Regions from separate parts of the Homo sapiens genome. Here region 2 is linked to region 1. The links are chromatin loops, found by intact Hi-C in ENCODE. Cell type or tissue: endothelial cell of umbilical vein. All regions are shown on one strand. Links, peaks and the distances in the headings refer to the core of each region. The heading gives the core; the rest is flanking DNA.

Region 1 (10,987 bases), core at 3,201-8,200:
CTATGCATAGACATACCAGGAGAAGAGTTAAGAATGTTAGTAGATATTTCTTTCAGGTTACAACCCTTGATATTAAAGTTTACACAATTACTAATTATGTGGCACCTGTAATATATACTCAATATATGTTTAAGGAATGAACAGGTGATATTGTAGAATTAGAGAGAAGAAGGCACATTTCAACGTGCAAAGACAGCAATATGAAGGTAGTGTGGTAAACTAGTTTTGTCTAAATATTTTAGTGCCACCCCTCCCACAGGCCCATTGCTACAGGAAAATTATACTTTCCCATAAAGTTATCTTCAGGCTTGACTATGTGACTAACTTTGGCTAATGAAATGTGAGTAGGAGAGACATGAAACATGTGCCTCCCCTGAGCAGAAGGTGTAAGAACCGATGTGCAGTCTCACAACTTCTCTCTTTCCATCTGCCATTATCTTGGCAAGCCCCAGTTAAGGATTATTCCTCAATTTGAGTCTCAGGATGAAAAAGACTTTAAGAGGATCCTTGAATAATATTTAACATGAGCAAGAAATAAAACTTTGCTTTGATGGGGTTGTTACTGTTATACCTAGCAAGTGCCACCTAATAGAGGTAAAAGGTGAAAACTGAATAAATTGAAAATGGGAAGGTTTTCTTCTTATGGGAGTAGTAACTAAAATCTTTTGCTATGGGTGAGATTGGGGGATTCTAGCAAGTTGAATGACTAAGAAGAATCTGTTTAGCATAAAGATAAAATCTACTATATATAATTTTTTAATGGCAAGGAATAGTTCAATAAATAACCCAGCTGAAATATATGAACTAAATATAGGTGGATATGGATATTGCATATCTCAGAATTACAAAGTAATTTCATACTTTAGTTATTAGAAACTATTTACTTTCAAATAAGAAAATTAAAAATAATTTAGAATCTCATTTTTAAAGCATGACTAAAATATTCCATCTCAAAAGAAAGTCAACTAATAATCTTTCTATAACCTTTAGCCATAAAATATAGAGTTAGGAATATTTCTTTTGCATATGACATTCCAGGCTCATAAACCACACAGTTCCTAAAGGAGCATGTCTTACTGACATCACTGAATATAACAAGAGAATGGCCAAGATAATCTAGACATTTCCAAGCACCCCTTCATTCCTATGTTCACAATAATGAGTAGGACAACAAACTGAGTAGAAAAATAAAAATACATCTCACTGAAAATAGGAGAAGGAATTAAAATTTGGAAAAAAAAAGTGTCAGTTAAATCAGCATGATATGCATAAACTGCAAATGCCATCTGAGCCATAGGCTAAAGCTTATTTATGCCTATGATTTTCAAATTTTCATAACCCTATTTCTATAAACACTTGCTTTTAATAACAATAATGATAACATTAATAATGATACTAAAAAAAGGCACAAGCATTAAAAAACTACCTGGTGGCGGTCTTTGTATATATTATATCATATAGTCCTCACTCACTTCTAGAAGGATGATACTTTTATTATCTTTATTTTTTAAAGAGAACAAAATGAGTACAAAAAGATAAGTGTAATTTGTGCCAAATAAGTGAAGTGTGAGGATTCAAAAGTTGATCTATTTCAAAGACCATGCTAAGTTAGTATTTTAGAACTTTTTCTGTGCTTTCCTACAGGACAATAAGATATTTAAAGTGACATCTTATCTTCAAATATTTCTTAAAATTATTTTGAATTCGACATTATTTTAACCATAGTCTCAGCTACTTGGAAGGTTGAGGTGGTAGGATCACTTGAGCCTGTCAGGTTGAGGCTGCAGTGAGCTGTGTTCACGCCACTGCACTCCACCCTGAGTGACAAGGCAAGACCCTGACGAAGAAAAGAAAAAGGAAAAGAAAGAAAGAGAGAAAGAAAATAAAGAAAAAGGAAAGAAAATAAAGGAAGAAAGAGAGAAAGAAAGAGAGAGAGTGGAAGGAAGGAAGGAAGGAAGGAAGGAAGGAAGGAAGGAAGGAAGGAGGGAGGGAGGGAGGGAGGGAGGGAGGGAGGAAAGGAAAGGAAAGGAAAGGAAAGGAAAGGAAAGGAAAGGAAAGGAAAGGAAAGGAAAGGAAAGGAAAGGCACAGGGAGGGAGGGAAAGAGAAAGGGAGGAAGGGAGGAAGGAAGGAAAAGAAAAAAGAAAAGAAAAGAAAAGAAGATCCCATCAACGTAAGCAGAGGGCTTTGTGCTCCCTGGTATCCCCAGCACACAGTTGGTACAGAGTAGGTATGAATGAGCAAAGAGGTCAAAATATATGTGGCCTCTATTAAATTAAAGTCATGTATTTCATTCATATCTTACAAGAGCCATATTAGAAAGCTATAAACTAGAAATTATTAATTGTGATTTAAGAGACCTGTGATCTGTATAAATTTCAGAAATAGTCTTTGTTGAGATTAAAAAAACAGTAAGCATAAGTGGTTTCAGGAACAAATGAAAAGACTAGAAATATGAAGATGGTGAGATTCATATGTATATGAAAATGTCCACCTGTAGGCTGAGCTTCATCACTAACTGAGAAAAGAAGGAAAATTAAATTATTCAGGTTTGGAATTGTTTTTAATTCAGCAAAAAAACTTTTCCCGATATTGATAAAAATTATTCAGAATATCATATTTAAATATTTTGATAAAAGATTTTCTATTCTTGCCAGCAATTATAAGTTTATTTTCTTCTTTCACAAATCATTACCTGACTATGTCCTTGGTTTTAGTATAAAACTGGAGCCAAATAACAGTATTATAAGGAATATGACTCTGGCAACACATCTATCCCAAGGCAGAGGAAAACAAAACCTGATAGAATCACTGGTCTTGTAAGACATCCAGGCAAAGTTTCGCATAAACAGCTAAGCCACTGGAAGCACAGCCAAAAGGAACATTAACATCTTCGTAAGATTTTCACAAAGTTTCACTAATACTAGTCAATGGGGCTGCCATTCTTTCTGCTTTAGTAGCAGCAAGAAACACAAAATTGTATTAAGAAACATGTTTTCTGCAGCTGTCCAAGTTTTAACGGGTAAGAATGAGAAATTCAACTAAACTCAAATTCTGGGCTATACAGAAATAGAGAACTATAATTCTATGCTGTGAATTGATAACATGAAAAGGGAAGACTAAGTAAAGCAGTCCTTCAGGAGCAATGAAGGTCACCATAATAAGCCAATGTGGGGAAATGGTAATAGCCATAGCTTGTGTTGGAGTGTAGCTTGAAGGGGACTTTGGACTTTCACATACATTGTTATCCCTTTCCCACCTTAGCATACAAGGGGAATTAAGCCAGTGAGTAATCCAATTAGTCTCATCAACACTGGCTCCATGTGACTGGGGCGTTGGTATTCCCTAATCTCATGCCAATATCAGCTTGAGGAGAGTGGAGCACCTGAGAGTAAATGGCCAAAATCGGAGCTCTAAATGGATGAGCTGGAAGAAAGGTTCGCTCATTATTATATGAAATTATGAGATGCCTGTGATTTCTTTGGAGAGGCTATTCAAAAATACGTATAAAATAACATCAGTAATACACCTAATTCATAATTTAAAAGTATTAATTATTTCTGAAACAAACTTGGGCATACCTAGCCTACCTTTTTCTATATGACAAGACTCAAGATAACAGTCAATTATGTGACATTTAATTGCACTAAAGGTAGCAGTCTGATTAATGTGAAGAAATTTAAATCTTTCTTAGTAAACCATGAGTAGAATGACAAAACATCTTTCATTCAATATTTTTGAACGTATTTCAACTTATCCTTTCCTCAGTAAGTACCAATAATCTTCATTTGTAAAACAATTTTGCATTAGACAGGAATTTTTCTTACAGAGACATAAATAGTACCACTTGATAAATGGTACCACTTGTGTGCCATTTCTTAAAAAGCAATGATTTCAGTGCTGTGGAACAATAGTGATGGGCTTCCCTACTTCCCCCTCCTTTTTCTACTGACTGTGGCAAGGGATAAGAGAGAATAAAACACCTCATTTTTAATGCTATCATCATTCTCAATATGACCTAACTAGTAAAAACTGCAAAATCAGCAGTAGATGTAGACCTAGGGATTGTCTTTAAGAAGAGAGATGGAGATAGAACACACATGTGCTGCATCCAAGAAGCTGTCATTAGATTTCGGGATGAAGGTGGCTTTTGGCTACTGCTAAGTTCAACAGTTGCTACTGCCCCACTTTTGACTGGTTATCTACTTTAAAAGAAGTGATTTAGAGGATATTTTAAAGGGAACATTTACTGTGAAAAACACAGTCATAAATTTCAATTGAAAAAAAATGCATTAGGTGCCTACAATGTGCAAGACAGGGTGCTCATGAGAATGGTAAGTAGTTTTCTTCACTGCGTAGATTCTAGACACTCAATAAATATGAATACATGGATTGATTTGGCAGGTAAAGTTTGTAGGAATTCTTTTTTACTTTCTATGTGTTGTCAGTTTCTTGCTGTACAATTTTTACAGAAGATGGTCTGAAAAGCTTCCAAAATATGGATGAACTGAGCTTACAAAACCTAAATTATTCATAAAATATGACTGAAGTTTCACAGCTTAGAGGTTTAGTAGCACCTTCAGGTCATGGAGTTCCTGTTCAGTTTACCTTATAAAAAGTCTAAGACTGTATCTTTGGCTTAGTAAGTTAGAACTATATGGTAATGAACCCAGAATGCCCAAAGCCTGCTCTTTAAAGAACCCTAACCTGACAGTCTCACCAAAAAGGGATGTAACCTGTGCATTCAATTTTATTGTCACGTAGTTGTATTTTTTGTGCATTCAATTTTGAGAGATGAGGAGGAGGAAGAGGAGCATGATACTCTGTCAGTCACTGTATTCAGTCGCTTGCCTTATTTAATTATTATAAGAGCTCTATAAAGTAGAGACTATTAATATCTCATTTTACAGTTGAGGAAAAAAAGGCTCAGTGAGGCTAAATAACCTGCCTAGACATATGAGTGGTAGGGCCAGGATTCAGACTCAGGTGGTCTGGTCTATACAGTAAGGAGTCAGTTCGGTAGAATTGCAGCAGTGAAAAGCCATTGGACTTGAGACTAGTATCTGTCCTGATTGCTCTGCATTCCAGCGTTCCATTAAACTGAGTGATTTTGATGTGTCTTCATCTGTTTTTATCTATAAACTAAGAAAAATGGACTCTCGGCTACTTTTATTTGTTAATAGCCGTGCCAACCCTGAACTCGTGGGTATTTGTACATTCAGGTAGTAGTTGCGTCCCTATAAAAGCGACACAAACATCCTGTCTATAGATCCCTTTAGAAAATGTCAAACAAATAGTTTCCTTCCCAGCTTCCATGTCAAAACAGAGTATGTTTTATGTTTTACACCAAAGACAGGATCCGTGCCAAGTTTAAATTAAGAACAAAAGTCAAAGTAATGGTGCATCAGTTGTGGGTTTGGCAATGGTAAGAAAAGATAGCCTCAAAGAAAACTCATACCTTTTATGGAAACCAAATATTGACCACAATTGGCACACAGAAAAGCGCACAGACAAACAAAACTGCTGGATAAACAAATCAAAATTACATAGGAAGCTGACACCCATTCTTTACAGTGGAAAACCAAAGATAAAAATGAGTCACCAATTTTATATTCTTGGAAAGGAGAAATATTCACCCATCTGGTAATATGTTTTAAAAAATATCTCCCTGAAGACATCTAATATTTCCAATATTTTCTTAAATAACAAACCAAGAATAACTTCAATGTGTTAATGTCACAGAACAACTGCGTATAAGCTCGGTTATGAAAGAAAAAAACTTCAATTGAACAATGTGTAAATTGTATTGTGTAATTTAAGAATACAAAATGTATATGCTCACATTGATATAATGCTTCTAGATTATAAAGGAACAATGTATGTATTAGTCCATTCTCATGCTGCTAATAAAGACATAACTGAGACTGGTTAATTTATAAAGGAAAGAGGTTTAATTGATTCACAGTTAGGCATGGCTGGGGGGGCCTCAGGAAATTTACCATCATGGTAGAAAGGGAAGCAAACACGTCCTTCTTCACATGGTGGAAGGAAGGAAAGTGAGTGAGTAAAAGGGGGAAAAGTCCCTTATAAAAACATCAGATATTGTGAGAACTCACTATCATGAGAACAGCATGAGGGTAACCGCCCCCATTATTCAATTACCTCCCACCAGATCTCTCCCAAATGTAGTTACGAGAACTACAATTCAAATGAGATTTGGGCAGGGACACAGCCAAACCATATCAATGTGTATAGGTAGATATGCCTAGGCAGGGGTAGATACTGGATTTGAGGAGAAAAAGAAGTCCTTTCAAAGATAGCTCTACGAAAAGAGGCTACAAAGAGGCTAGTATTTTTGAAGTAGAAAAGCTCATAAGAGTATAACCCATTAGTCAACTTTTTTGTGCCTTTTATTATCCAGCGTATGTTTACCTTGTCCTGACCAACACCAAACTCAACTTTCATATGCCTAAAGGATTCTAAAGAAATAGGACCAGTTCATTCAAACTAAGATCTATGTGTTTGTGAAACTATACATAACAAAACCCTTTAGCCCAACTCGTTAATAAACAAAACAAAAAGAGAAAAAGAAAATTCTCACAGTTAGTTGTGAGACTGCAGGAATCTATAGCAAATAAGAATAAGTCTTGTAGCCAGAGGCACCCTCATTTTCAATTCTAAGCAAATTATAGTTTTAAAAACTGCCATTCTGTTAGTTCCTAAAAACTTTGAAAATTGATTATCACTTGCTGTGAGTGCTACATTCTGCCTTTCTTAAATTATTTTTTGCCAGATTTGGAATAAAATCTATATGAAAGTATTTATCTTTCCCTTTTTAATGCTAACAGCATGACTTGCCATATGCTATTGTATCACTTGTCACTGTATACCACAATTATTAAAATCCACTTCAGACTTTAAATGGAGCCCTGAGATCCATTTGCTTTACAAGGCCCAGAAAGCCAAACAAGACAGTCATGTCCTATATCCCTCCCAGCTCTGTACTTACCCAGGGTTATCTTTCATATTTCTTTCTTTTTACTTTTTTTTTTTTAGAGACAGGGTCTCACTCTATTGCTCAGGTTGGAGTGCAATGGCTATTCCCAGGCATGATTAGAGCGCACTGCAGACTCAAACTCCTGACCTCAAACAATCCTCCTACCTCAGCCTTCCAAGCAGCTAGGACTACAAGTGCAAGCCAACAGAGGTTATGTTCTGTTCTTGTATTTTTGTTGTTGTTGTTTTGAGATGGAGTCTTGCTCTGTCACCCAGGCTGGAGTGCAGTGGCGTGATCTCAGCTCACTGCAACCTCTGCCTCCCAGGTTCAAAAGATTCTCCTGCATCAGCCTCCGGAGTAGCTGGGACTACAGGCACCCACCACCATGCCTGGCTAATTTTTTGTATTTTTAGTAGAGATGGGGTTTCACCATATTAGCCAGGATGGTCTTGATCTCCTGACCTTGTGATCCACCTGCCTTGGCCTCCCAAAGTGCTGGGATTACAGGCGTAAGCCACCGCACCTAGCCAACAGAGGTTATCTTTACTCCTTCCCATAATTTTCATTTATACTGTATTAAAATAACTTGGCATCTTTGACTTTATTGAACTGCAGAATCACCTGAAATATATCTCTCTAGCAGCAGCTGCCCATGACTTCCCAGGGGACTCAAGTCTACTCCTTAAAGCTTTAACTTGAAAGAAAAGAACTCTAGCATCTGTTACATTGGTAAATCAAATATTTTAGAAAACACCTGGTCAGCCTCTTTTAGACCCACTCTGATATATACAGCGAGCACTCTCTTAAAATATGGCCCAAAGACAGCAGCACAACCTGCTGGATGTGGTCTAAATATCACAGAATGCAACAAGTGCATGACTTCTTTTGATCTTTACTGTATTGCTATTATGCCTAAGGTTTTTATTTTTATTTTTAGCAGGCACTTCATATTTCTGGCTCATATTAAACTTATAGACATTAAAAAAAGCCTAGCTGAACCTTTTCAAAAAATATTTGTTATCAAGCTATATCTTCACTATCTTAAATTGTCTAAATAGATTTTAAAACATATTTACATTTAAATTCAGTCCCATAATTTTGATGCAACCCATCAACTCAGCAGATTAACTTTGTGTATGGCCTTTCCCATCCATCATATTAATACTCATTTTCATCTTTTTCTCATCTGTAACATCTTTTATAACTTCATCTAAGTTTTAATATTTTTAAATTGTTCTAAATGTTAAGCCCCATTACAGGGCTGAACCCTACTAGGTTTGATCCCTGAATATCTCAACGTAACAGAATCGTTAGAAATGTGACATTGCCCTTCCATATATAATGATATTTCTTTTTCTGTTCATTGGACTCTGTTCTCATTAGAAATGTAGTTCATATGAAGTAGTCCTTTATCATGTCTGTCACTGTTGAACAATAACACATCTTTCCAGTAGTTCTGGGTAAAACTAAGGTGGGAGAATCTTTCTCACTTCACTTGGTGGCATGCATAGCTCATTTCCAACAACGTGGATGGTTTCTAGTATGAGTTTGTACATCACACTTACCTTTTTTTCTCCCGCTTTGCAGAAGTATAATTGACAAATAAAATTGTATACATTTAACATGTGTAATGTAACGATTTAATTCACATATATATTGTGAAATGATTATACAGTTAGACATCACCTCACCTAGTTGTCAATTTTACTTTTATTTTGTGGTGAGAACATTTAAGCTCTTTTCTCTTAGCAAGTTTCAAACACACAATACAATATCACTGACTAGAGTCACCATGCTGTACAGTAGATCTCTAGAACTTATTTATAACAGAAAGTGTGTACCCTTTGACCAACATCTCCCCATCTCCCCCAAGCCCTAGGCCCTGGTAACCACTATCCTACTCTTTAAGTTGGACTCTTGTAGACCCCACATCTAAGTGAGATTATTCAGTGTTTGTCTTTTCCTGCCTGATTTATTTCACTTAGCATCATGTCCTCAGTTTCATTTATGCTGTCACAAATGTTAGGATTTTCTTATTCATGGCTGAATAATATTCCATTGTATACATGTCCACCACATTTTCTTTATCCATTCATCCATCAACAGACACTGAGGTTGTTTTCATGTCTTGCCAGCATTCATCTTAATTTAAAAGTATAATGTAATTTAAAAGGGCAATTTGAATCTTATCCATAATCTTGAAAGCTTGATGTATACATTTATTTTTGTCATATAGAATAATGTAAATCTTGGATTTGACAGCAAGTAAATCAAACCACAGATGGAACATGCACAATGAATGTGGCAACCAAATTGCTCTAGCAGCTTTATAGAGGAACCACCATGACACTGAATGACTGATATAATTTTCCACCAAAAATCACAGATTGTATTTTATTATAAAATCACCAGTAGCAGGAGATAGCACTGGACCCTTCCAGAATGCTCTTCTATGATATCAAAATGAAGCACATATATACCATTGTTATATTCACATGCTACTTTCTGATTACTTTTGAAACATAATTATTAAGACTTAAAATCAATTTTTTTTATTTTTATTTTTTATTATACTTTAAGTTTTAGGGTACACGTGCACAACGTGCAGGTTTGTTACATATGTATACAGGTGCCATGTTGGTGTGCTGCACCCATTATCTCGTCATGTAACATTAGGTATATCTCCTAACGCTATCCCTCCCCCATCCCCCAACCCCACAACAGGCCCCAGAGTGTGATGTTCCCCTTCCTGTGTCCATGTGTTCTCATTGTTCAATTCCCACCTATGAGTGAGAACATGCAGTGTTTGGTTTTTTGTCTTTGCAATAGTTTGCTGAGAATGATGGTTTCCAGCTTCATCCATGTCCCCACAAAGGACATGAACTCATCATTTTTTATGGCTGCTTAGTATTCCATGGTGTATATGTGCCACATTTCCTTAATCCAGTCTATCATTGATGGACATTTGGGTTGGTTCCAAGTCTTTGCTATTGTGAATAGTGCCACAATAAACATGCATGTGCATGTGTCTTTATAGCAGCATGATTTATAGTCCTTTGGGTGTATACCCAGTAATGGGATGGCTGGGTCAAATGGTATTTCTAGTTCTACATCCCTGAGGAATCACCACACTGACTTCCACAATGGTTGAACTAGTTTACAGTCCCACCAACAGTGTAAAAGTGTACCTATTTCTCCACATCCTCTCCAGCACCTGTTGTTTCCTGACTTTTTAATGATCACCATTCTAACTGGTGTGAGATGGTATCTCATTGTGGTTTTGATTTGCATTTCTCTGATGGTCAGTGAAAAACAAACAACCCCATCAACAAGTGGATGAAGGATATGAACAGACACTTCTCAAAAGAAGACATTTATGCAGCCAAAAGACATGAAAAAATCAATGTTTTAATCTGGCAAACAGTAAAATTTATCTACTACACTATTTTTTAGACAAATTTCACAAAACATAAACAACAGACTCAAGATATCTATTGTTACGTAAATGTACATTATAATTCAATAAAATGTTTACTTAAAGTTAAGAAGAAAAAGAGTCCATATCAAATGTAGCAAGATACTATTTTCAAGGCCTAAAACATTTTAGGAGACCAAAATCATACCTGTCAAAGTGCAATTGAGTTTGACAAGTGTCCCTCTAATTTTTCATTTTTCTTTGCATTTTAATAACTATTGAGACTATATGACATGCAGCAGAACTAAGAAGTAGAAATAGTAACACAGGAAAAATAAGCCATTGTTTCATCTCTCCAAAGAAAGAGAGTAGCTGAAATGATATATGTAAGAAGAGAGTTCCCAGTTGGCTACTTCTTTGAATCACCTCAACTTCAAGGGCAGAGAAATATTCCTTCCTAATGTACTAGCTTTCTGTATTCAAAGTCATTGTGTCACTTTTTATCAGTAAATCCACTGTTCAGCTATATCAAATGTTATAATTACTTCCATTCCCTCAATCCTCCTTTCTCCATCTC
Region 2 (10,987 bases), core at 3,036-8,035, 140 kb before region 1:
ATTACATTTTGCAAATCTAAATTATTAAAATGTTTATATTAACATGAAATATCACTTTGACCAAGATTTAAAGACTATAATAACAGATGTACATTTTCTCTAACCTTTATCTTGGGTTATAAACTTTATTTGTAATCTTATTTTGGGGATAGAAATCTCTCTAGGTTATGTTCATAATTGTCATGCTGGGGTGGGGGGTGGTGACAACAACACTATCTTGTTAGTCAATTGGCAAAAGATCTGGGCAAGTGCTGGGCAAAGTTCCAACATCAACAAACCAAAGTCCATCTGCTGTAGTTTCTGGAAGTCAGGAGGTAAGGAGGAAGCTGAAGTTCTGGAATTCAGTAGATCAAACTATGCATTTGAAAGAGGAAACCAGGTAAGGGTCAAGGAGTAAATTAGAGGAAGGTAACCTCACTGAAAGGCAAAAATAACTTGTCCTGTGTCATCCTTGGTATTTTCTGCTGAAAATGAATACACTTTGGGCTTTAGTTTTCTTGGAATAAGTTAGTGTAACTCGATAGAGGAGAGCAATATATAAGTAGTACACTTGTAGTTTTAACATCAACAATTAAACAAAAATTCTTAGAGCAACTTGAAGATATTTCTCTGGCTCTTGCCTTCCTTTGATTTAACCACCACTGGAAAAATTCTACATGGAAGTTGCTGTAGTCACTGTTCCAAAGCCTCATTCGAGTAAGGTATTATTCTTGCCAACTAATTCTACTTACTATTCTTGATTTTTGTCTTTGAGTAAAACTCATCCTTGAAAGTCAGAATAAGCTGGCGTACAATTACAATCCCCCCAAGTTTTCTTTTTTTTTTTTAGTTTGGCTATCTGAGTTTTTTCATTAATAAACTTTCTTTTTAATCAATTCATTTTTAATAAGATGCCATGTATCAATATACAGACATGACAATGTCAATATAAATATTCTATGCATTTCAACTCTAATATCAATACATTAGTATTATAAGCTTCAACTGTGTCTTTTGTTTAACAATCTCAATCCCTTCTCTCAGTTTTATGCTTGAGAAAAAACTTCATATTAGTCAGCATAGCATATTGGTCAGTTACTGTTACTGACTTACCAGTAAACTTCAAAGAAATGGTTTGCTTTGATAGAATGTGCCCTCTATAAACTTTGTGATTAGAAAATTTACAGCATAATGTAACTGTAGTTGGTTATCTACCTCATTCCTGAGGTTGTTAAAAATTCAAATTTTCCTTCTTTGATTCCTTTTTGTTTCTTTGCATCCTATTTTATATTTATAAAGATCCTTTACATGCTATGCAAGTAAAAATCCTACAATTAGAGATAGAGGAAATTCTTATAACTAATTCAGTCCATCCAAACCCATGTTCTTCAGAAACCTAACATCCAGTGAGATGTTAACAGGTGTCACTCAATGGCACAGAAGGAATCTCATGAAACTCGTAATTTATAGTAATGCTACTTCACTTAACTAATATCAAAATTAGTTACCCACCAACAATTATGGCTTCTATTTTCTTTTCCCTTTTAATAGCCAACATAAATTTATCACTTTTTACCAGGTACCACACTAAGCACTTTGCGTATATTTTATCCTCATCATTATAATTTTGAGATCAAGGAAATGACGTTTAATAGGTTCAAATAATTTTCTCAAAATCTACAGCCAGTAAATGGAAATGCTGAAATAAAATTCAGATAGTTGGGCCGGGCGCAGTGGCTCACGCCTGTAATCCCAGCACGTTGAGAGGCCAAGGTGGGTGGATCACAAGGTCAGGAGATTGAGACCATCCCGGCTAACACCGTGAAACCCCATCTTGACTAAAAATACAAAAAATTAGCCAGGTGTTGTGCCATGCACCTGTAGTCCCAGCTACTCAGGAGGCTGAGGCAGGAGAATTGCTTGAACACAGGAGGCGGAGACTGCAGTGAGCTGAGATCATGCCACTGCACTCCAGTATGGGTGACAGAGCAAGATTCTGTCTAAAAAAAAAAAAAAAATTCAAATGGTCTAATTTTAGGGCTTGCCCCCTCTATGAATTTGAGGAAACCCTTGGTGATCACCTAATGCACAAATAAATAATTTTCCATCAGCAAGAAAATATAGACAACATTTGCCAATTCACTTTTGCATTGAATGTTTCTACTCAATGATTACAACTATATCATGGACCCTGTCTTACAACTTCAACATCTTTATTGCACAATAAACATAAGTCAATCTTTGATCATTTATTTCAGCAATTAATAAATTTATGAGTGCATTTGCTTTCTATTTTAATGTCAGTTTGAATTATTTCCACAGATTACCTGTGAGTATCTTTTCAATATGAGAATCTGACAAAAATAATTATAAAAAGTGTTCCATGTCAAATAAGTTTGAAAAATTTCTGTGTAGGTCAATTTCTCTAAACCCATGAAACTGACAAAGAGTACAGAAATGACTTCCCTCCCCACAGGCTTCTACTAGACCAGTGGCTGAGGAACCACACCTGCAAGGCTGTTGGTCCTGGGGCAAAGAAGGGAGAGAATGAAGGGTTCAATGACACCTTCCAGGTAGGATAAAATAAATGGACAAGGGAGCCAGCACTTAAGATGAGTGGTTCTTCTCTGGAAGGCAGCAGAGTGTAACACAGAAAAGCATTACACTGGAAAGCAAGACTTTAAAGCCGTCTCTGCAGCTGCTGGCTTTGGGGTCATGTACAAGTCCTTAAACTCTCTAAGCTTCAGTTTCACTAAACAGTGTTTGTTAAGTTATTAGCCCTGTCTGTGATTTCTATGACCGAGTACATTTTTTAAAGTCACTTTAACTTAGGTTGTTGCTGTTCAAAAACATGTATCAAGTCATAAATAATAGGACTGGAACGTTATTTAAAAGTACTGAAAAAAAATCTGGATTTGAGAATAAGTGAAATGGCCACCTGTCCAAAAAGACTACATATATTTATCTGCAGAAGATATAAACAAAGAGATATAAAGACAAGGCACTTTTGAGGATATTTTGGGTTCAACATAATATGAAAAAGATGCTCACCATAGAAACATTTACTGAGTTAGTATTGAAGTAATCTTTATAAATTTATATTAAATTATATTATCTTTATAAATTTATCTTTATAAATTTATATTAAATTATATTATCTTTATAAATTTATCTTTATAAATGTATTTATCTTTATAAATTTATCTTTATAAATTGATATTAAATCACAGCATAGATACAAAAGGCCCTACCTAAATTACTGGGAAAATTATATTTAATTTAAATTATTTTGTTATTTGAGTTTGTTTTATTTGTCAACATTTAAGACAGGAATACCAAGAAAAACTTCTAATATTTCATCATGAATGCTAAATTAACAGGGAGTCCTATTTATGAAATGGGATAATCTTACTTAAAAAAAAAGGATGGAAAATATTTGACTAATCACAGTCTGCTTTGGAGAATTACCTTTTGTCTAAATTATGAAATCATTTATCATATTAGAACATTGTGTATGATTCCTCTCTTTGAACTAGTTTCTGCAACATTATAGGCATTTCAGATGTTGCTGTAACTTGAATTTACTTTCAGGAGAACTCGTGCAGCTTTCCTGCAGAGTTTACAGATAGCTGTGTGAGATGTTTACACATATTCAATGAATACTTATTGTGAAGTAACTACTTTGTGTAAGAAGCCATCTACATACTTTAAATTCTAATTTTATAGTTGTTATATTGTAATTTCTGGATATTTTTCTGAGTCAATATAGAGCAGGCATTTACTCGATGAAGAATCGTAAAAATATCAAAGTAAAAACAGAGGTTCTCACTACATTTTTAAAGAAAGGTAAGAAATAGACATGGAAACAACTATTGATAACCATGTAGGAAGCAAATACAAGCTAACATATAAATATTGTATTTATCATATTTATTTCATAATTCATTTACAATTAAAGAAATGAAAATATGTTGCTAATAGCAGAGTCCTCAGGAAATGCATTCATCAAAAAATTCAACTGAGGCTGGTACAGTGGTTCATGCCTGTAATCCCAGCACTTTGGGAGGCAGAGGTGAGGGGATTGCTTGAGCTAAGGAGTTTGAGACCAGCCTGGGCAACAGGGTGAAACCCCATCTCTACTAAAAATACAAAAAATAAATAAAAATAAAAATAAAAAGCCAGACATAGTGACAGGCAGGCACCTGTCGTCTCAGCTACTTGGGAGGCTGAGGTAGAAAGACTGCTTGAGCTGTGGAGCGGAGTTTGCAGTGATCAACTGAGAACTGAGACTTGATTCAATTTGAATTATAGTTTGTTTATAAGAATAATTTATAAAATAAAGCTTTATGAGACTAACATAAGATATAATTCGAGAATTCAGTTCAGCTTCTTAGGTTTCCCTCACCTACTGGTTTTTGTGTTATTTCCCTCACCTACTGGTTTTGGTGTCAGTTTTGACTGGTTATTCCAGTTGGACTTCAGATAGCTATAGGCCAAGAATGATAACTACTGTATGTACTTATACAGAGTTCAAACTTATAACGGCTGATCTATGTATACCCTGAAAAATATACCAGATGCATAAGAACATCATAACCATTGGACATATTTTCTTATGCTAAAATATGCTAGTCTTCAACTAGTATCTTCTTTCACACTATACATATAAATTGTACTTCAGAGTGATATTGAGAAAAACCTAAAGTTATTAATTAATTTACATCTCTACTAACAACTGTTTCAACTATTTAATACCATTAATCCTAAACAGAAAAGTCATGAATATGAATGATAAAGTACTTTATTTTATGTTCAACATAACAACTTATAGAGTTCAGTATAACATGAATCATTGCAAAGTAAAATAATATTTACTGAGTTATTATTGAATTAACTTAGAGTAGTTAAAATAGTCACATTTCCATTAATTGTCCAGTATTTCAGCCATAGATATGTCTACCTATATTACTCATGGTTTGCGAGAGAAACAGAACTAATTATGAAGGCTGAAAAGGCCCAAGATCTGTAGCCAGCAAGCTAGAGACTCAGGAAAGATGGTGGTGTAGTTCCAGTCCAAGTCTGAGAGCATGAGAAGCAGGAGAGCTGATGGTGCAAGCTGCAGTCCCAGGACAGAAGACTGATGTCTCAGCTCAAGTAGTCAGGCAGGTAAAGTTCCCTCTTAATCAGCATTTTTGTTTTACTTGGATCTTCAATTGATTGGATGAGGCCCACCAATAATAGGGAGGGCAATCTGCTTTATTCAGTCTACTGATTTAAATGTTAATCTCATCCAGACGCCTTCATATACACACCCAAAATAATGTTTGACCAAAAGTCTTGGCACTCCATTGTCCAGTCAAGTTGACACATAAAATAAACCATTGCACCACACAAAAGGTGGATGCTAACCATCATGCTGGGCCCAGCAGATGCAGGTTTGGAGGGCATTGAGGTTATTCTGAGATTAAAACACTCAATTGACCAAATCTGTCCTAAAATTTTTTTCAAGAAATCACTTGTCCATATTATATAGAACAAGATGGAGTTCCCCCTGAGTATGTATGTTATTGAGCAGAAGAACACCGGTCCTATCCACAGTCACACACATATGACTCACCTCTCTGAGAAAACAAAGATAAAAACATTTGAAGACTTAGAACATTCAGTGACTCATGCCAATTCCACATCCCACATACACAATGCTTAATACATACAGGTCATTCTTAATCAGCATAAACTATAGGATCTTTGGATACATATTAGATAATTCAACCAGGAATTGACTCCAACCCAAAGACTTACTTGGGACATAACATTTGAGGGCAAAACTTAATGAGGCTATTAACTTATGCTTCTCTTCATTACTTTGTCTTACTGTATTAAGATAAAGTATTTCAAAAACAAAATCAGCCATTAAGCTCACTGCAGAAATTATTTAATTATTTAATTGGTTAATTTTTAAAACAGGGTCTTGCTGTGCTGTCCAGGCTGGAGTGCAGTGACATGATCGCGGCTCACTGCAGTCTTGACCTCCTAGGCCAAAACAATCCTCCTGCTTCAACCTCCCCAGTAGCTGGGACTATAGTCACATGCTACTATGTCAGGCTAATTTTTATTTATTTCTTTGTAGAGATGGGGGTCTCAGTTGAGTCTCAAACTCCTGGTCTCAAGTAATCCCCCTGCCTCTACCTCCTTGGGATTACAGGCATGAGCCACCATGCTTGGCCTATTTGGATAATTGTATACAATGATAACCACTTTAGTTAGAGTATGGGTTTAAAATGTACATTTAAATAACCTTCCTAAATCTTTTGCAAACCCATGGTTAAAATCATCATATTTTACCGCATATTCCTCATTTAAGGAACCATGACCAGAAAGCACTTAAGGAATTCATTCCAGAAAAAAAAAACTCAACAACTTTTGTGTCTTTAGATACGCTTTATTGTTTGCCACTGTAACATTCGATCTATTCCCATTATCTCTTTTTTCCCTCTTAGATATCTAAAAACTGAAATAATTAAATGCATAATTACAATAACATGATTTAAAAATTTCTGATAACATCAATTTTATTGCTTTGTTGGATAATGTTTCATATCTTAAAAAACCTTGTTATAAGCTTCACTGAATTTTGTGGATGAAATGAGGTTTAGTTATTTTACAGTTTACTACTTACTTTTAAATTAATTTTTATATATTGAATTAGTTTAAAACTCTAAAAATATTTCACAAAAGTATTAGCACTCTCTAAATAAGTCTCTCAAAGTGGAAAAAGGAGATTAACGTGGAATAACTCCACTCATCCAACAAATATTTATTTTCTATTAAATCTTGGGGCTTTTGCAAAATGCTAATCACATAAGAATAAACAAAGTAGATATTGCCTTTGTTATCATGTAGTTTATAATCTAGTGGAGAAAAACAAGTGTCACATAATCACAAAAATAAATATGAATTTCAATAAAACTTAACCCCAGCCCTAATCATATTGTCACGATCTTTCCCTGGATACTGGTTTTGAAGTTACCACATAAGGCAATAAGTACTCATACTTGAATTTTCCCTTGAAAATTCTAAGTTCCCACTGAAGCAGAAGATATGTAGTTTTAAGGATTCAACCCTATATAGTTGTGTAGAAATTGAAGCCAACTAAGGGATCTAAGTCTTCCATCTCATGATTACCAAAGAGCAAAACTATATGGAATGGTGGGCAGAATTTTTTCATAGCATTTATATTATTTTCTCTTTAAGTCTACCCTCACTCTCTCCCTTTCTTACCAGCTCCTATCACTGAATTTCCTAATTAAATGCACCTATGCTGAAAAGCCACTGTGAGAGGTTCCTCTATTTCTCCAGAATGGGTTCTTCTCTAACGCAAGGTCAATATTTGTATCATTAGCTACTAACATTATACCTGGAACCTAATTCATGTTTGTTTAGTGAACATGAAAAACTGTTGTCAAAGTCCCATTAACCTGGAAAAGAATGTTCCATTCCCATATAGCTTGGAATCCACACTACATTAAATGAAAACAATTGAAAAATCTCATACAAAGGCATTTTAAGTTGACTATGATGATTAAAATCGAGGGGTATAAACCAATATCCGATTGGAACCACAATATTATAGCTTATTTCAGCTCAATGATTATTTATTGATAGGCACTGTTCTAGATATTTATGTAAGAAAAAAAGAATTTTTCTAAAAAGCATATCCAAGTCCAGAAAGATTAAGAAAATGACATTAAACATGGATCAAATTCAGCTGCTTTTATTCAGTAAGCTATGGTAGTTAAATGCAAGAATATCAGGAAAAAAATGGGGGCTCTATCTACATCCTTGAGAAAGATGAGTTCAACAATGAGTTGTCCAGGGGTGGAAACAACAAAATGCTTAAGTGACATTCAAGACCAATTTGCTATAATTTTAAATTGAAATAATCTACAACTATTGAACATATATGAAGACAAGATAGCCCCTATCCTTGAGGGATTTAGATTCCAACATGTTAGACCCATATGTACATTCTGTTTAGCATGTTAAGTTTAGCATACAGACTGACACATACATTGTGGTGACAGTGGGGAATGTATGGGAGTTCAAATGAGCTGGAGGGAAATAATTTAACCACTAAACAGCAGGCTGTATAAAGAGAAGCCCTTGAATGTTACTAGAGCGGAGAAATGAGGCTGTAATTGAATGCAGGACCAGGTCATGGTAGTTTTATATGCCATGTAGTGCTTAACCCTGCGGCTATAGAGAGCATTCATATGGGTGCAGAATGGTCAGATTTACATTTCTCAGGCAGCAGTTGAAAGATTGGTTAGGAGACAGTAAGCCTGGATTGAGACTATCGACTACCAACAAGGTGCCTTTAGAGAGAGATGATAATAATTGACACTAGGGCAGTGGTAATAGAGGTAGACAAGGGGAGAACTGAAGATTTGTTGTTTGGCTTAAATAAATAGATAAATTATGTTTCTTTTAATGGAGAGGAGGAATTGCCTAAAAAGGTTGTATTTATTTAAATAAAATTATTCTTATTAGAAAGATTTAGTTACTACCATTATCAAGAAAGGTGAGAAGAATGGTAGAACTGAAGGTATGTCTCCGGTTGTATTTAAACTCATCTTAAGCAGCAAGACAGCGAATAATTCAAATTTCAAATGGGTTATTTTGCTCAAGCAATGTTCTTTTAAGAATGTGGACACTCTAATGTATTGAAGTGCATCTTAACAGATCATTAACTACTCAACAGAGAAACTAAGAGAAGGAAATGGGCATAGGTAAAGAAATTTAGAAGAATACTGGAAGTCACTTCCAATTTAAGATCAGAACATTTTCTTAAAATTTTTGATTCACAAAAATACTCCTTTAGGGCAGATACAACCTGTAAAAAGCAAAGAAACTTCATATATGGCCAATACAACTTTTATTTTTATGTGGGTGTTTATTGCAACAAACCAACATGCATTTATTGAGTACTTATTCTGCGTAAGGTACTATTGGAAACTGCTATCGTTATCTTTTTCTGAAAATAAGAGACATATATACAAAACTAGTAGCAGAAAAAAAGCAGCAGTACAACCTTTGGCAAGCTATTTAGCTTCCTTAGACTTCAGATTAATAATTCATATAATTAGATCATTACATTTTAAGAGTGTTTCCATCTCTGTGACTCTGTGACATAAATAGAGACACTCAATCACATTTCAGTGTATTAAAATACTTATTAACTCCTAAAAAGTTTAACATTTTAATTGCTTAACCCATATAGGAATAATTTCGCTTTCAAGATAAATGATTAAAAAATGATGAGACTGATTAACCTTAAAGCAAGTAACATAAAGTTTGACATTATATACTAGCCCTGATAGATGTTGTGTTCCATGAATGTAGACTCTTCCAACAATAAAGATGAGATTCCAGAAATGCTCCATCCATCATTGACATCATTATTAACAAAAATTACTCTAAGACATATTTTCATAATATTTCTGAAAATGGGAGAAATTCATTAATAATTTGGAATTGTCAATCTTTCTTTTCCTTCCTCTTAAGTGATACTAAATTAACGGTGAACATCAGAATTACTGAAACAATGAAATAATCAGGAGTACCTGGGATGGAATTTTAGGTGTTAAGTTGAGTGGATTAAGGAATACCTAGAGAACTGGTAAAAGCATTCTTTCTGGGTATGTCTGAGAAGATGTTTCTGGAGAGACTGGTTTTTGAATTAAGGGACCGAATAAGGAAGATCCGCCATCAATGTAAGTGGACATCATCCCAACAGCTGAGATCCTGTTTGGATGAGAGAACACAAAAGGCAAAGGAAGGGTAAATTTGCTCTCTCTGTGCTGTAGCTGGGACACCCTTTTTCTGCCATTGGGCACCAGAACTCCAGGTTCTCCAGCTTTTGGGCTCCAGGGAATTACAACAGGGCACCCCAGATTCTCAGGCCTTTAGTTTCAGACTGAAGCTACACCATCAGCTTCCCTGGTTCTGGAGCCTTTGGACTTGGACTGAGCCACACTACCAGTATCTTTGAGCCTCCAGCTTGTAGACATCCTACTGTGGGATTTAGACTCCATAATTTGCATGAGAGAATTCCCAGGATATATCCCCTCTTTTCTATCTATCAATCTATCTGTCAATCAATCAATCATCATCTAATCTGTCTATCCATCCAACCATCCATCATTCCCTCCCTCCTTCCCTCCGTCCATCCATCAATTCTACTGGTTCTTTTTGGAGAATCCCAACTAAAACACAACCATTTTTCAAGAATTGACACTGCTTCTAGGCACCGTTCTAAAGATCATCCAGTTATTAAATAAACTAACAGGACTTAGGAGCCAGGTTTTCTTCCTTTACTTGAATGAATGAAACACCTATCAAAGCTATAGTTGGGTGCTATACCTCACAAAGAGGTTATTGGTGGCTTTATTTTAAATTATAACAGGATAATATAAACAAATATTTCATGTGGCCAAATACAGTTCATTTCATGCCTTGTTTATAAAATAATGTCAGGAAAATACAATCACATTTTTTCTAGGAAAGATTTCCATCTGGACACCTGACTTCCAATTTCCCTGTGGTAAACTGAAAGATAAAAGAAAAACAGAAAAACCAATAGAGTAACAACTGGTGATAGCAAAAACCCAATGGAACAAGACCATCTTCAAGATAAAAGAGGAAAAAACTCTCTTTATCATGAAATAACTAGTTAGTATGCATGTTCTCACCTCACTCTGTCTCTCTCACTCCCATACTCTTTCTCTCTCTCATTTAGTAAATACGTTAGAAGAAAATGGCTTTTTCTTTTCAAAAAATTCAACTTTTATTTTAGATACAGAGAGTACATGTGCAGGTTTGTTACATGTGTATATTCCATAATGCTGAGGTTTGTGTATGGACCCATCACTCATGTAGTGAGCATAGTACCCAATGTGTGGTTTTTCAGCCCTTGCCCTCCTCTTTGTCTAACCTATCTAGTAGTCTA

The links. A loop is a pair of places that touch in the nucleus more often than their neighbours do. Peaks named below come from ENCODE experiments on the same cell type or tissue, not always from the same donor. Only the 100,000 strongest peaks of a DNase experiment are listed, where the experiment ranks them.
Region 2: a loop joins it to region 1, with 7 times the contacts of the local background. A loop is called at or near these places in 1 of 110 quality-filtered maps.

The regions. Positions count from the first base shown.
Region 1 is chr12:77,746,609-77,757,595 of GRCh38, reverse strand. It overlaps a transcript of NAV3 not described here. Among named protein-coding and RNA genes, the nearest start is that of NAV3, 79 kb to the left of the region's middle. In endothelial cell of umbilical vein, for the core only: no CTCF peak of the experiment used is centred there; a DNase peak (open chromatin) is centred at 5,425; H3K27ac peaks cover 652 bases.
Region 2 is chr12:77,883,429-77,894,415 of GRCh38, reverse strand. All of the region lies in intron 1 of NAV3 (neuron navigator 3), which reads right to left. Among named protein-coding and RNA genes, the nearest start is that of NAV3, 58 kb to the right of the region's middle. RefSeq lists an enhancer at 4,792-5,991. In endothelial cell of umbilical vein, for the core only: no CTCF peak of the experiment used is centred there; a DNase peak (open chromatin) is centred at 5,645; H3K27ac peaks cover 1,026 bases.